Linked DNA regions of Homo sapiens: region 1 is linked to region 2. Evidence: chromatin loops called from intact Hi-C (ENCODE). Cell type or tissue: OCI-LY7. All regions are shown on one strand. Each heading gives the region's core, and the rest is flanking DNA. Links, peaks and the distances in the headings are about the cores only.

What was found. Peaks named below come from ENCODE experiments on the same cell type or tissue, not always from the same donor. Only the 100,000 strongest peaks of a DNase experiment are listed, where the experiment ranks them.
Region 1: it touches region 2 in a loop (3-fold over the local background); 10 of 110 quality-filtered maps call a loop at or near these places.

Annotation. Positions count from the first base shown.
Region 1 is chr4:71,024,427-71,027,354 of GRCh38, forward strand. It overlaps DCK (deoxycytidine kinase), which reads left to right. Exons shown (of 7, transcript NM_000788.3): 5 at 1,390-1,505; 6 at 2,239-2,329. Among named protein-coding and RNA genes, the nearest start is that of DCK, 32 kb to the left of the region's middle. In OCI-LY7, for the core only: CTCF peaks have their summits at 1,193 (motif pointing left) and 1,395; no DNase peak of the experiment used is centred there.
Region 2 is chr4:70,600,101-70,603,028 of GRCh38, forward strand. It overlaps AMBN (ameloblastin), which reads left to right. Exons shown (of 13, transcript NM_016519.6): 6 at 1,318-1,554; 7 at 2,524-2,562; 8 at 2,698-2,736; 9 at 2,872-2,910. Among named protein-coding and RNA genes, the nearest start is that of AMBN, 9.3 kb to the left of the region's middle. In OCI-LY7, for the core only: CTCF peaks have their summits at 1,516 (motif pointing right) and 1,723; a DNase peak (open chromatin) is centred at 1,521.

The sequences.
Region 1 (2,928 bases), core at 219-2,718, 420 kb after region 2:
AGAAGCTTTCTGGTTTTGGTGCGTGCATTTCTATTGTTTCTGTTTTTTAATTCTCATTTTTTCCTTAAGTCACAGGGTAGGCACTGATGAATGTAAATGTTATGACTTCTGGCCTAAAATTAGAATACTGTGTTGCTGTCGAAGCTGGGTTTTCAAAGAAATTAGGTTTCCTATTCCAACGGATGATTTTGTTCTTCATTAAGTAAAGATTTTGTTCTTCATTAAGCAAGGATTTAGCAATTTTTTAGCAATTTCAAAAGTGAATTTTGAAATTCACTTTTATTTTTGAATTTTTTTGTTTTTAATTACAAAAATAGTAAATAAAAATGTGAAAAAGAACATAAGGAATATGAATAATTTCATTTTGCTTGAAACATTTATAGTCACTATTAAGCTAGAATTTAGCAAATATAATAATTTTGAAATTCACTTTTATTTTTGAAAAGGTTTCTTAAAGTTATGAAAATAGTACAAACACCAAAAACATAAATAATACTAATAATTTCATTTTGATACTGATAATTTCATCAGTATTGTTTCTGATATCTTTGGATGAAAGGATTGTTTAATTATTGAAAAGAGAATTTAGAGTAGAGTTTGAAACACAGTTTGTATGCTGCCATGGTCTTATGCATGTCATTTAGGTTGGAGGCTTTTATTTCTTGGAATGCATGAAGAGTTTCTCATGGTATATGAGCCCCCACAAATTATACGAAATTTTTTATGTATGTGTGCTTTTGGGGGACCGTTATCTAGAGCTGCACTGTCCAATGTGGCTATTTAAATTTAGGGTTATTAAAATTAAATAAAATTTAGATATTTAGTTCCTTGGTCACCACACTAGCCATATTTCAAGTGCTTAAAAACCACAGGTGGCTGGTGGCTACCTTATTTGATAATGCAGATATAGGACAGGCATAAAACATTCCAAAGTTGTTTTGGTTGTGCTGATATAGAGTTTTCATCACATTAAGAACCACTGTCTTTAGTGGTTTTATGTGAACTGAACATAGATATTTTGTAATCAAGGTTGGTTAACAGCAAAGTAAGATTATGTTTATAGATTGGCATACCTTTTAGCTGTTGTCTCTGAACATTTTAAGTAGATGTTTAATTTTTTTCTCCTTTTTATCAAACTTAGTATATTTCATGTGTGGATGGATACCAAAAATTTATAGGCTTATTTTTGAAAGTACTGCTTGGCTTAGAGCCACCAAGTGGCTGAAAAGCTCATGGAGGGAAAAATGAATTATTTCAGCTTTTAAGAAGTAATAAGTAGAGATTTTGGCTAGCGTGAGTAGAGAGACACAGAAAAGAAAATTTTGATGGCAGCAGACAAGAATAATTGTTCCCTGCCTTTTTCTTCCATCTCTTATTACTTGCTTTTAGACATGCTTACATAGAATATATTTACGGGGAAGAAATGAAGAGCAAGGCATTCCTCTTGAATATTTAGAGAAGCTTCATTATAAACATGAAAGCTGGCTCCTGCATAGGACACTGAAGTAAGACTTATTTTTATTTACTATTCATTTTAAATACCTTTGTTACCTTTGTTAAATTTTAATCTAAAATTTGGAAGATATGACTAGCAATATGTAAAATTTCCAGTCGTTTTGCTTATTGGTATCTTCCAGAACTAGGTATAGATTTTCATTCTCTTGATTGCAATGAGATCCTATTTACTTAAAGTTTTTATAACTAGTATCCCTTGGTGGTATTGATAGCGTAATATGTGAAATTTCACTTTAAGTGATAAAGTAGGAATATATCTGAACATTATTTAGGTACTCTTTCAGAAAGAATTTTGACTTGGGAGATTGTATAGCGTGGTTGTTGAGAGGATAGACTTTGTTATTAGTCAGATCTTGGCTCAAGTCCAGTCTTACTGGTGTGTGACCTTGGATAGCCTCTGAGCTTCAGAATGACAATTCTGAGCTTTAGTTTTCTCATCTTTAAAAATGCAGAAATTCCTACTTTATTGACTGCTATTTGTTTTTGAAGAGAATCATATGTTACAGTACCCAGCTGTATATATTTTGTACCTAAGTTTTTGGGCTCCATATGGTAAATCTAGATGAGAAAGAAGGGGCTGCCAGATGAAGTACTGCAAAGTAACTTTAGTGTAAATGATTGACAACATTTTGATTTTCCAAGGACATACGAATGAATTTTTAATGTTTCTCTCTTTTTTTTGTTGAATTTCTGATTATTTTATTAATCTCTCTTTTTAAACAGAACCAACTTCGATTATCTTCAAGAGGTGCCTATCTTAACACTGGATGTTAATGAAGACTTTAAAGACAAATATGAAAGTCTGGTTGAAAAGGTAGATTTAGACAGACTACAAACAAATATTTGTTTTTTCTAAAAAAGTGTACTGAGTGGTGAGAAAACAATTTTCTAACAGAAAAGCTTCCATAAAGTTACATTAAGAAACAGTTAAGAGCTTTAGAAGATTTTGGACTGTTTAAGATTCCAGTCCTGACTAAATTCTAGCTTTGTGGCCTGAGCTAAAATAAAGATCCTTCGGAATCTCAGAATCTGACAGATCTTAGAAAAAAATTAAATAAATAAAAATAAAATAAGGATTTTTTTTTATCCTTTAGTGCCTCTATCTGTAGGATAGGTAAAATTATAATAACAAAAATTCTTTCTCACCCCCTTTTTCTCTGCTTTGTCCCCATTTCTTCCTCTCTTCCCTACACCACCAATCTTTAGATACTTTAATAATAAACTGCTTGTGAAATTAAATTTATCTTTTTCAACTAAATTCAATATGGAGGATATTTAAAGTTACAGGATATGGATCTCATCTATTTTTATGTTGGCCAAAGTCTTGAGATTAAGGGATTTTAGTTTTGAGTTTCATTTGGGATCATGTCAAGGATTAATTGACATTACTTAATCATTGAGTCATTGTCTTAA
Region 2 (2,928 bases), core at 167-2,666:
GTTCAAGACCAGCCTGGCCAACATGGTGAAACCCCGTCTCTACTAAAAATACAAAAATTAGCCAGGCATGGTGGCAGGCACCTGTAATCTCAGCTACTCTCAGGAGGCTGAGGCAGGACAATAGCTTGAACCTGGGAGGCAGAGGCTGCAGTGAGCCGAGATTGTGCCACTGCACTCCAGCCTGGGCAATAGAGTGAGACTCTGTCTCAAAAAAAATTAAGAAATTTAAAAAAAAAAAACATCATGAACCCTACAGAAGTCAATAAATATATCAATCTGTTAACCATTATTGATTAGGTGCCTAATAAATACATAAACCAAATTGTGGTTTGGTAGTAAAAGCGAAGACATTTAAGAATGGCTCCAAGGATTGTGAAATTTCATCTTATCTGATTCAGATAGGACAAGACAACATATTTCAAAGTGCTGAATTGTGACATGTGAGTAATGAATACTGCGTGAGCTCAGAGAGGGGTGATGGCTGGAGAGGCAAAGCAGAGCCCCAAATTGTTGCGAGACTTCCTTGCTGGTCTGAGGAGTTTACAATCAATCTACAAACAATAGGGAGCCATTCACCAAAAGTAATTTCTACAAGAAGTAACAAAACATGGTGATTTTAACGGGGAATTTTTTCGTTTAATATATGGACTCAGAACCAAGATTTAACAGGGAATTTTAGTTCCAGGCGGTCTTCCACAGCAGGAGCATTACCACGAGGTCACATTCAGTAGAACAATAAATTATGTTAATGGTGACTGTTTCTTAACTTAATTGTTTCCAAAGTGGACTCCATGATGCAAGAATTTGATTGGCATTTTAATTAATTACCCTTTATCCTTTCATTAACTCGAAAAATATATTAGGCACCCACCATGGGCCAGGCACTTGTTAGGAGCTATGTTATGTACACGGGCTATAAAGAAAAACAAAACATATCATTCTCTCTCCGTTGACTGGGGGACAAAGATTTATAACAAATAATTATCATCCAGTGAGAAAGTGGTAAAATAAAGATACAGATACATACAGACAGCTATGGGAACTTAGAGAAGGACATGACTCATCCTACCAGGAGGTTCATGTAGCTTCACCTTTACGAGCAATGGTGGTCCCAAAGGAGGTAGGGGAGGCACACACAAGACCTCCCCAAACAACATTAACACTAACTGGTGCTTGCTATGTAAACTCAACTTCAAGACAAGTCTCCTAGCCTCCCTTCCAGATAGAAAGCGCCCCAAGCCCCTTTGTTTAGAAATTCTAGGCACCGTTGTTTAATGAGCCATCCCTTCCTAACACTCTTTTCAAATTTCTCTGCAGTATGAATATTCTTTGCCTGTGCATCCCCCACCTCTCCCATCACAGCCATCCTTGAAGCCTCAACAGCCAGGACTGAAACCTTTTCTCCAGTCTGCTGCTGCAACCACCAACCAGGCCACAGCACTGAAAGAAGCACTTCAGCCTCCAATTCACCTGGGACATCTGCCCTTGCAGGAAGGAGAACTGCCTCTGGTTCAGCAGCAGGTGGCACCATCAGATAAGCCACCAAAGCCTGAGGTACTTCCTTTCTCTTGAAGTCAGATCAGAATCACCAGCTAACCTAATAGAAGAAAACGAATTTGCAGGGCACTTTTAAATAATCGTAGCCTTCAGGCATAATACGTGATATAAATATATTCTTAATCAGTCTTCCACATCTGAGATTTATTTTTTGAGTAAAACGTAAATATCCATTCCTATCTTTTGCCATCAGAGACAGGGCATGGATTCTAAAAGATACTGTGCCTATAAAACTGGGTTTCTTAGTTGCGAAAGATGAAAACTCCCATAGGAAATAGAATAAAACCCCAGAGAAGTCCAGGTTTCCTATCACTGGTCTTTTTTGGTATTGGAAAAACTGAAAAAAGTGATTGATCCCTCAGCATAACAAGTAGGATTTTGCATTATTATCTCTCTGACAAAGAGGTGACCACTATGCAAAAAGTATCTTGTAATAATGTAGAGAAAAGTGTAATGGATTAAAAAAAAAATGAAGGTACCAAGTAACCAGTATGTTGTGGGCATTTATCATTCCCCCATATCACCCTGCCTACAATCCTATAAAAATATATATTATCAGCCTTTTTAAAGAAAGGAAGACAGATTTTGAGAAGTTACAAAATTTGCCCAGGAGTACACAAAAATTAAGTGGCAGAGCCAGGGTTCAAACCAACCAGGTATGTTCCAGTTCCAAAATTCATTACTTTCTAATCTGCAAGAGATAGCAAAGCCATGATAGATGTGCCTCATCTCCCTGCAGGTACATTTGAGTAATGTTAGTAAAAGACCATTGCAAACTCTTGGGTCATACCTCCCAAAACACTAAAAGAAAGTAAAATAATGAAACTCATTTTAATTGTTTTATTGTAATTGTAAACAAGATAAGGATGTGATCAGTTCACTTTGTCTATTTTTTTATTTTTAATGTCACTTTGTCTATTTTGTTTATTTTTTGACTGATAATTTTAATATTTATCTGTGATATAGCTCCCAGGAGTAGATTTTGCTGATCCACAAGGTCCATCAGTAAGTACAGATCTCAATGAGACACTTTCTGTATTTTATTTTTTAATTTTTATTTGTTCACTTTTTTATTTTTATTTGTATTTAACTACTTTGTTCATTTTTTACTGATAATTTTAATATTTATCTACAATATAGCTCCCAGGAATGGATTTTCCTGATCCACAAGGTCCATCAGTAAGTACAGATCTCAGTGAGACACTTCTATTTTTTATTTTTATTTTTATTTGTTCACTTTGTCTATCTTTTATTTGCATTTATCTATTTTGTTCCTTTTTTGACTGATAATTTTAATATTTATCTGTAATATAGCTCCCAGGATTGGATTTTGCTGATCCACAAGGTTCAACAGTAAGTACAGATCTCAAT